Regions from separate parts of the Homo sapiens genome. Here region 2 is linked to region 1. A link is an interaction called in ENCODE POLR2A ChIA-PET data of the cell type or tissue named here. Cell type or tissue: CD4-positive, alpha-beta T cell. All regions are shown on one strand. Region 1 overlaps CD44 (CD44 molecule (IN blood group)). Region 2 overlaps ABTB2 (ankyrin repeat and BTB domain containing 2).

The links. ChIA-PET counts read pairs that join two places held together with the same protein. Peaks named below come from ENCODE experiments on the same cell type or tissue, not always from the same donor. Only the 100,000 strongest peaks of a DNase experiment are listed, where the experiment ranks them.
Region 2: POLR2A ChIA-PET joins it to region 1 with 6 read pairs; 1 of 35 experiments calls an interaction of 5 or more read pairs at or near these places.

The regions. Positions count from the first base shown.
Region 1 is chr11:35,145,231-35,150,230 of GRCh38, forward strand. The region is part of intron 1 of CD44 (CD44 molecule (IN blood group)); the gene reads left to right. Among named protein-coding and RNA genes, the nearest start is that of CD44, 8.6 kb to the left of the region's middle. In CD4-positive, alpha-beta T cell, no CTCF peak of the experiment used is centred here; DNase peaks (open chromatin) are centred at 251, 951, 1,641 and 3,111; H3K4me3 peaks cover 1,305 bases; H3K27ac peaks cover 4,548 bases.
Region 2 is chr11:34,248,349-34,253,348 of GRCh38, forward strand. The region is part of intron 1 of ABTB2 (ankyrin repeat and BTB domain containing 2); the gene reads right to left. Among named protein-coding and RNA genes, the nearest start is that of ABTB2, 110 kb to the right of the region's middle. RefSeq lists a silencer at 2,834-3,128. In CD4-positive, alpha-beta T cell, no CTCF peak of the experiment used is centred here; DNase peaks (open chromatin) are centred at 293 and 2,903; H3K4me3 peaks cover 1,021 bases.

The DNA.
Region 1 (5,000 bases):
CATTTTTGTGGGCCCAGATCCCAGTAATATTGACCCATAACTGTTGAACTGCAATGAATGTCTAGAATATAAAAGTCATGATATCTATATATATGGAAGCATGCTGTCAGTATGGGCTAAGGTGCAAATACATTTATGTGTAAGTGAGAACCATGGTGATGGCTGTGTTGCTCAGGACAGGGCTGACTTGGCTGGCTGACTGCCCACCACAGGCCTCATGTTTGGTCTACCCCAAACAGTGAGCTCACCCATCTGTTTGTTTGCGGCTTTGGTGGCTGCCTGCTGTGACCGCTGGGGACATCTGGCTAAAGACAGGGTTACTAGATAGTTGGGCTGAGAAGGGAGTGGGAGCCAGTGAGATGAGGACACCAACCCCAAATTTAAGCCTCAAAACAAAAACACTCCCCAGCAGCAGCCACCTTGGGGTTCTAGTTATTTTGGAGATACTGATACGAGGTTGAGATCCTTGGGTGAGAGGCCCACACTCCTCCAACCCCCATGTCTGCTTCTGGAAGGTGGTGGCAGAGGAGAGAAGTAGAAGTACTATATGGGAGATGCGGGAGATTCTTGCCTTCTCTGTCGGTCTCTTTGGGCAATTATCAAGCTGTCATCTGACCAGATACTACCATAGCTTCTTCGGGGGCAAATCCGTAGGGAATCCTGACATCCGACGGGGAGCCACTTTGGCAATGGCAAACGGTGTCTCCTCTCCACAGAGCTTGTGATGTCAGAAATTACCCATAACTGGGGCAGGTTTTGTCTTCCCAAAGATTGTCTGCCCAGCTAGACCTGAGAGACAGGGAGACAAACACAGAATGAGGGGGTGGGTCTTGTGGGGGTGGGGAACGATGGAAACTCACAGAGCCAGATCTCCCCGAGTTTGAGTTGCACTGGCTGCCTGGGTGTGTCCTCCTGAGGTAAGTGTCCCTGCGAAGTGCAAGTGTGGGCAGACAGATCTCAGGTGGGTGGGGAGGGACTGAGTCACCAAGGAGGTGATTTGCAAAACTCAGGTCCCAGAAACTTTCAGGTCTTCAGCTTTTAAAAGTAAAGGTTAATTGCAAAACTCCGGGGTTGAGGGAAGAGATTATTCACATAGACCAGTCATTTTGAGCATCTGCTGTTGTGGCATTGCAAGTCTCCTTCGCAGTGCCTGAAAGTTCATTTGTTTTTGAGAGCTCTTACGCTTTTTCTGTTTGCATCTTTGCACAAGTTCTATGTTTCTGAGAACCCTCACCACTATTAGTAATAATAGCAAACACTTACAGAGTGTTGACCATGTACCAGCGCCATTCTAATTGTTTCCTATATACTGCCTTGTTTAATCCAAACACTGACTTCATGAAGGTGGTGCTGTTATTATCTGTCTTTTACATATGAGGAAACTGAGGCACAGAGAATTTAAGTAGCTTGCCCAAGGCCATGCAGCTGATAAGTGATGGCGCTGGGATTCAAACTCACATCTGGCTACAGAGTTCATGCTCTTTGTCACTATGTTAGAGTGCTTCTCTTGGTATATTAAGATATCGAGGCACCCTAGAAATCCAGACGATTGTACCTGGAAGTACTGTAGTTGTTTTCAAAAACTTCATTTGGGAATCTAGTTGTGGGTGAGGTCATAACATCCACTGAGCTTTTAAACATGATGTCAGAGGAAGGGGTTAGAATTGCAAAAATGAAGGAGGAGGAAGTTGTAATGGAAACTTCTGCCAATGCATATTCTGAGTTGACTCATTCATTCTGATCTCTGAATAGAAGCTCTACTCTCTTCCATGTGATGGAAAGTTGAGGATAGGGTAGGGCTGAGAGGGATGTGAATTGAGTTGTTTGTTCATTAGGATAGGATAGGGCTGAAAGGGATGTGAATTGAGTTGTTTGTTCATTATCACTTCATTATTTGTCACCTGGATGAAAGGTAAAGGTGGCTGATTAGTGTTTCTCCATCAGCTAGAACTTTGACTGGGAAATGAGCCAATCAAATAGCAGCAAAATATTTGCCCTCACCTTACAGGCCCTTGGTTCCAGGGTCTTCTCTCCACCGGCTAGAATGGATGAGGGAGGGAGAGAAACTCTGAGAAAAGAGGCTGTCAGGAGTAGGGCTGTACATATCCAGGGCACAAGGAATTTGGCAAAAGCTGGAAGTATACTATAGCCCTTCTCTCCAGCCCTAGCCTAAACCAGATGACCAGGCTTCTATTTGGCCCAGCATGTGACCATCCCATCAGGGAGCAAGAGAGTTTCCTCTGGGTACCCCTCACTGAGAAAAAAGCCACCCAGGAAGGGAGGAGGCAAGGCCCCCTGGGAACATCTGGCTCAGTCCACAGGAAGGGATGCAGGCCTTTTCCTGGGAATGAGGACTCATCCCATATTCCAGCCCCCTTCCCCCAACTTTTTTTTTTTTCAATTTTAGTGCATCTCTTTACACTTAACAGGTCTGCAGTGACTTCTAGGAGGATCCACACACCAATCGTGGAACTAGGCAGCATCTTTTTCCACTTCCTTTCCAAGATAGTAGCACGATAACAGTAAAGCCCCTTTGCAAGTGTTCACTATTATGCACATTAAGATGCCAGGGAGAGGGCTGGGAAAGGTGGCTCACACCTGTAATCCCAGCACTTTGGGAGGCCGAGGCAGGCGGATGACCTGAGGTCGGGAGTTCGAGACCAGCCTGACCAACATGGAGAAACCCCGTCTCTACTAAAAATACAAAAAAATTAGCCGGGCATGGTGGTGCATGCCTGTAATCTCAGCTACTTGGGAGGCTGAGGCAGGAGAATCACTTGAACCCGGGAGGCAGAGGTTGCAGTGAGCCAAGATCACGCCATTGCACTCCAGCCTGGGCAACAAGAGCGAAACTCGGTCTCAAAAAAAAAAAAGGTGCCAGGGAGAAATGAACAATTCCATGCAGCCAACACCTGGTCTCCTGCGTTTGGCTTAGAAGGGCATTTCTGCCCAAGCCCCCAGCTCTAGTCTTTGCACACTTTAAATGAGTAGCTACTACATGCCAATCACAGATGTTGCCTCTGCTGAGTATCCAGTCAAAAAACCAGAATCTAACAGAGCTAACTAAGCACCATCTTGCAGGAAACCAGCTGACGTCAGCTCCGCAGCCACCAGTGAGTTACTGGGCCCACATCTGCCTGCAAGAGGGGGAGGGGAATTCAGGTAACCCACAAGAGGGGATAAAAGTTCGGGGAAGAAATCTCCTGTCAAGGAGTTTGTTTTTGCAGTGGATCCTCTGCAGTGAGACTAGTTGTCTTTACAATATCATTAGAGGTCAGGTACATTCCTGTAGACTCCCTTAAGTGACTTGCTTTCTCCTATTGTTCCCCCTGAAAATTCATAAAAACCTCACAAACACATCTCCATTTAAAAAGAGAAAGTTTAAAGGATGCCATGTAATGGTTATCTCTTTTCTTTTGCCAGTGAGCATAAAAGCTCCTTAGGGAAAAGCCCAAACCCTCTATACATTTTCATATTCATGATAGCCCTGAGCGGTCAGCACAGTTCCCCAATTATAGTGGGTGCTCAATAAACACTTGGATGGCTTACTGAATTAATAATGTTTCTAGACTTGGCTAGCAAAGCCATCTCCGTTACTTATCTTTTGTGATTTTTATAGGTTCTGTCTAATTCTTTTTCTTCATTTTTTTTCTTTCTGGTCTATACAAATCTTCTTTCATTTTTCTCTATTGCTACTTGTAGCGATCCTCAACCCGCCTCCTCCCTTGAAATTTCTGTTCTCTGCACTCTCTTCAGTCTAAAGAGATCTTTCTTGAGGTTTGAAATGTTACACAAGGCAGGGGAAGTTTAGAGCTAATTGTATTTTGTCCAGTAGAACGGGGATCTGGATTTCCTATAGGTCTGGCTGCCTCTTTGTCTACACCTTTACTTCCAAATCTGGCCTCATGTATAAAAAGACCCCAAACCTTAAAATCATGTTCTCAACAATACTCAGAGAAAAATTGTTGGCTTTTTGGTCACCATGCTAGAGGAATAAAAGGGCAGTTGTTTCTTTCGGTCAATGGTTTGAAAACCTCCCAGACTAAAAATCACCTCCATATAATCAGATGCTTGGTGTGGTGTAATGAAGATGAGGAGGTCTGGCTTTGATAAGAGTCATTTAGAAGGTATAAAGGCAGTGGAACAAGACGGGAGGACCCATACACCAGTTGATTCCCCTCTTGCCACTTAACAGCAGCGTGAGCTTGGGCAGTTGCACTTGTTAAATGTCTGGAACAATACTTAGCACGTAATTTCTAAAGCTTAATGTTTAGTTCACAGAAGGTATCCCAAGAATAGAAATGATTATTATATTTTAGCTTCTCTCTATTACTGATTCACTATGTGCTGCTAGGCAAAGTATTTCACCCCCATTTACTTCTATTTTTCCATGTGTAAAATGCGAGGGTTGGATTCTAGTTGATCTGTCAAGTCCTTTCCAGGCCTCATGTTCTATAAATTCACCACTCTGTGGGCTTACTAACACCTGAGCCTCATAAAACCTAATGGAAAGAATAACACAAAACCACCATAAGGCAGTGTCAAAAAAAATTGATGCCTGATTTGTATTAAATGTCAAAAGTGAATTATTAATCCATGCCAGAAATAAACATATGGACCCAATTACACTCTAACTCCAATGGGCAAGAGTGTTGTAGGGACAAAGTGCTTTGCCCGTAGTACTTCATAGAATCCTCTAGACCATGTGGAAGGTGAGCAGATGAAGCAGCTCTGGCCAGAGAAGTTAGGAACATGTCCCAGTCACACAACTGAAACTGCAGGAAGTCAGTCCTGGGATTAACTGCAGGATCTGAACACTGTACTCTTTATATTGTACTTTAAAAACATTGCTTCACATGGCCAGAAAAGCCAACCTCTGAAGAAGAGAAAAATTGTTCCCTTCACTCTCAGAGCTTCATGAGCACCTTGGACTTGCCAGCTTTCCTCAAGCAACCCCTGTAACTTGTTGGCACAAAATTAACCACAATATTCAGACAAAG
Region 2 (5,000 bases), 900 kb before region 1:
TCCAAAAGTGCTAGGTATGAGCCACTGTACCTGGCCTCTGTTCATTTTTTAAAGGGTTAACTACCAGTTTCCTATTAAACAAACAAACAAACAAACAAAAAAAACCCTTCCTTACTACCTTTAATTATGACTTCATTTCCATTCTACATTCCTAGAAACCAGGAAGGCTATTACTGAAAGTAGGAATTTAAAAAGCAGAAAGTAAAGTGGATTACAGCCTGATCCATTTCAGGGGTGATTCTGCCTTCAGAGGAAAACCAAAGGTACTGTTTGGGCCTTTGATGTGGTCATAACACCCTCCCCTCAGCTTCCTTAAGAACGTAAAACAAGTTAATTAGTTCACAAGTGTGGTTTTCATAAGTGAACACAAACATACAACTTTTCAAAGCAGGACACATTGAGGTTGTGGGTATTTCAACTGCCAAATCTATGGGAGCAGTCACAATCTGATGTCTAGTAAATACAGGAAAACTATCACACACTGCATAAAGGCATACCACAGCCGGGCGCGGTGGCTCACGCCTGTAATCCCAGCACTTTGGGAGGCCAAGGCGGGCCGATCACCTGAGGTAGGGAATGCAAGACCAGCCTGACCAAAATGGAGAAACCCTGTTTCTACTAAAAATACAAAATTAGCCGGGCGTGGTGGCACATGCTGTAATCCCAGCTACTCAGGAGGCTGAGGCAAGAGATTCGCTTGAACCAGGGAGGCAGAGGTTGCAGTGAGCCGGGATCGTGCCATTGCACTCTAGCCTGGGCAACAAGAGCGAAACTCTGTCTCAAACAAACAAACAAAATGAAAGACACTCGCAACATGAATTTGCAAGTGGTCATGACTTGCACCCTCGTGAATGCGCAGCCTTGAGGGGAGCTGGGGTCAATGGGACCACCACTGAATCAATGACTGAAGCTCATGCCTTTAAGGACAAGCTTCAGAATCTGGCCCTGAACTGCAACTGTGGTCAGTGTAGGACGATATATGTATTAATGAAAAAGTTGGCAAGAAGTGGTGAAATAATAGCTTCACATAAAAATATCCAGAGCTGGCTGCAGGTTCTACAAAAGCAACAGCCGTAAAGTAGCTTTGACAAGAATATCCCCACCAAGGCTTCTCAAATAGTAGAAAGCACTTGGGGAATATCCTCTAGTACAATAGGGCCTAGAATGTTTACAAGAGGGCAGGCCTCCTGGCAGGTCATTTCATGACCTTCCAGAAAGGGGGAGGTCATTTGAGCTTGACCCCACTACCCCACTTGAACATCTAACTCGGAGCTTTGTCCCAGTTAAGTAAATATATGAAATGTCTTTTCTTTGTTGTTAGAGTCTTGCTCTGTTGCCGAGGCTGGAGTGCCGTGGTGTAATCACAGCTTACTGCAGCCTTGAACTCCTGGGTTCAAGTGATCCTCCTGCCACAGCTTCTGAGTGGCTGGGACTACAGATGTGCCACCATGCCTAGCTAAGTAAATATTTCTTCAGCATCCATCACTCTATAACATCAGGAGGGCTGAAGAAGCCCAGTTCACAGTCCTGTTCTCACAAAGCTTGTGGCCTGGCTGTGAAATGAGACCTTGCTGGTATAGAGTGGTCTACATGGCTCTGGCAGAATAACCCCAATGGTGCTCAGTGACTATAAAAGCATCCCTGGGGATCTGGTGACACCTTGAGCTGGTCCTGGAAGATAGAGCTGGGAAACTCAGGCAAAGATTGATAGGAGTTGGGATTCTAGGGAGGAGCCAAGGCAGAAAAGCACAAGCTGCCTTGGAACTGAAAGAACAGGGGTCTTGGAGAGCTGGGTGTTCTAAGAGCACAGAGGAGGGAAGGCTGGCAAGGTAGATGGAGGCTGAGGGTATCTAGGCATTAAGGACCTTGTATCTTCTGGCAATAAGTAGACATTGAAGGTTTCAGTGCAAGAGCAGGGGCAAATGAAGACTCCCCAGTTCTTCTTAAGGGGCCATAAGAGTCCTCTAGTACAACCAGACTGCAATCTGTAGGGCCAGGGAATCATCCCCAGCACCCATGAAGATGTCTGGCATGTAGTGCATATGCAATAAATACTTGCTCAACAAAGTGACGATAAATGTGAATCTTGAAATCTCTTCCTTCCTTGCCCAAATAGCTTAGTTTCTCATGGGAGAAAACAAGTGGAATTTATTGACATCAAATGGCAGGGTTGTGGCCAACTGCAACAATTTTTCAAACAAACCCTAGGATAAGCTTTCTGCAGAAACAGAGATAAAACTTCATCCTGAAAGAGGAGCGATGCATGTGGAAAGTGAACAGACATGGCAGAAAGACGCTTCATCATTCTAGTCTCCAGAGCAATTCCTCCCAATCCTCAGAAGCCTTCACTAAGTTTCCCTCCCTGAGAGAGAGAGCACCAACCCCAAACTTCTTTCTGCGGCTACAAATGCTCTGCTCCCTCTAATAAAGCTAAAGTTGCCATTACTGAGATCCTACCAGGTGTGTAAGGCACTTTGCAAATTACCTTCTGCCTATTTAATCCTCAGAATAACTAGGGGGGTAGAAACCATCATTGCCATTTTACATATGAGAAAACCGAGGTTCAGAGAGGTTAAGTAACTTGCCCAAGGAAGCACAGCTAGTTAAAGGCAAAGCAAGACTCACATCCAGGTCTGTCTGCCATCAAACATGTGTTTTTACCCCTATATTTACTCCTCCTTCTGATCTCTCAGGCTACACCCATGGAGTTGGCAGGTAGAAGCTGGTGGGCTAAGAGATAAATCTTCTACCCTGGCTTCTTAATAGGGGCTGGCCTGGCTGTTGTAAAGGGGAAGTAGGAGGAGCCTCTCAGAGGCAAGGAGAATGGCTCCTCCCATATTCTGTGACAACCAACACCAAAATAGAGCGGGTGAGGCTGCCCATGGGCGTGGGCTCTGCACCCTGATTTCAGAGGGCATCACTCAGCTGTGAATCATGCCTTAGTGACAGGCAAGGAGCCTGCTCAGACAGCGCTGACACTGATTCTGCTCTGGCTGAGTGACAGCCCCAGGGGAAGAGGCGGGGCTCATCTCCAAAGGGGGACCACACAGAGAAATACAGCCAGAAACACAGCTCCCGACACTGTCTCAGGCACCAGTGAAATGCTAGGGTGGCTGGCTCTGTTAAAGGGACCCTGTCCTCCTCCTTCCCCTGGGCCAACTGTTGACCGGTGTCCATGCCATGCCCAGCAGGATGTCAGCTATGCTGGGGGAAGCCGCGCACTCTCTGAGCTATAAGAGAGTACATGGAGGGTTCTTTACTTTCTCTCATTATCTGACGTGCATTTGTGTAAGACTCCTGAACTTTTTTTTATTTGCTGGGACCAGGTGCAATGCAAAAAGGTGAGTATGTTCTTCAAGTCAGAGCACTACACAGATATAAGGAATTACAGTAAAGAAAGTTAAAATGGAGTGGAGGACACAACTGTTCCTCAGGAAACAACTAAAGCAGAATGTGAGGCTATCTACAGAGACATGAGGAGTGATTCACCGCAGACTAAAAAAACAGGAGCTTGAACGATAGAAAAAGATCCAAATCATTCCTGGTATTGTTTTCCTCTTGTGCTCACTGGAAATCTGCAGCCAGTGGAGGAGACTTTCCTCACCCAGTCCCATCCTGGGAGTCACAGTGTTTAGGGCACTCAGGGATCTAAGCTGCCAAAGTCAGCCCCACCCCACTCCCATCCCCTCCACCCAGGGGCTTGCAATCCCAGGGAAGAGGAGAGTTTCATGAAAGCTGCAAAACTCACAGCAAGGCCCGGATGGTGGTTCGGAGTTCATGCTCCAGGGGTTCATGAGGCTGAGCTGAAAGGAAGTCACCTGACACAGCATGAGCCCCCACACCAGAGCTGGCCAGAGCCCCACGACTCCATGCCTGGGAAAGCCGTGGCAGGAGTGACAGCGAGGAGGCCAGATGCACGAGCCTCTTCCTGAACCATCGCATCTCCCCACTTCCTATCAGCCTTTTCTTTGGACTGGCCCCATCTCTTCCCTGGCTTGGGGCTGACTTCCCTTTAGGAATAGGTGTCTTTGGAGCATCCAGGCAGCTGATAATGACCACTGCTTAACCAGCCCTCCTCAGTCACAGGGGGAGAGTGCCATCTGGACATCATGACCTCCCCACCACCGCTGGGCATGACCCTAAGAGAAAGACTAGATTCCTAACCTGTGCTAGGGCATCTCCTGTGCCACTCCCCCAACCCTCCAACCTGCCTGAAAGAGAGGAGAGCAGGGAGAGAGAATGGGGGGAAGGGTGGGGCCAGGAGGGGGATTGGGAGACAGCCTCCTGGTCCTGGTCCAGCACCTTCCTGAGGCTTAGAAGCTCTCCTGCCCTGGGGCTCCCCTACTTCAAATAATCCTCTCCTGTCTTATTTTCCACCTTCTACTCAAACATGTTTTTATAACGTGCAACCACCAGAGACCTCCCTAACCTAGTACCAGGGCCAACTGGACTCCCAGCTGGGCCAGAGGAGGCTGGGGGACCTCCTGGGAGCTTGGACACCTGGGCCTCTCCTGCCCAACCCAGGTGGCTGTCACCTGGCCTGCACATGGCTCAGGGCCCGATTCCACCCCTCCACCCCCAGGAGGAAGAGCTGCTTTGGCAGCTGCCCTTGGTGGAGAAACCTACGTGTGCTAGCCCCTAGGTCCCCTCTTCTGTTTTCCAGCAAATCCCCATCTCCACCTGGGAAAGGCTCAGTCCAAGTGATCTCCTCAATGCTCCTCCCAGAGGATGGCAAGGCTGCTCTATGCCACACCAGAAGCCCCAGCTCCTCCAGGTGGAAAGCACAGGAGAGTCTGGGAGAATCTCCACCCCCTTCTCCCATCTCACACCCGTCCCTGGGTCACTTGCCATCTCCACAGGCCCAGAGGCCTCACCTGGGCCAGAAGACACACTAGAGGCCTGGGATTCTTCTCTCTTCTTCCTTCAGAGTGACAGGGAGCACTGTTCATGTCGGCAACTCCTGTGGCCCCTGCCCTGTTGCAGACAGACCTGCACAGCTC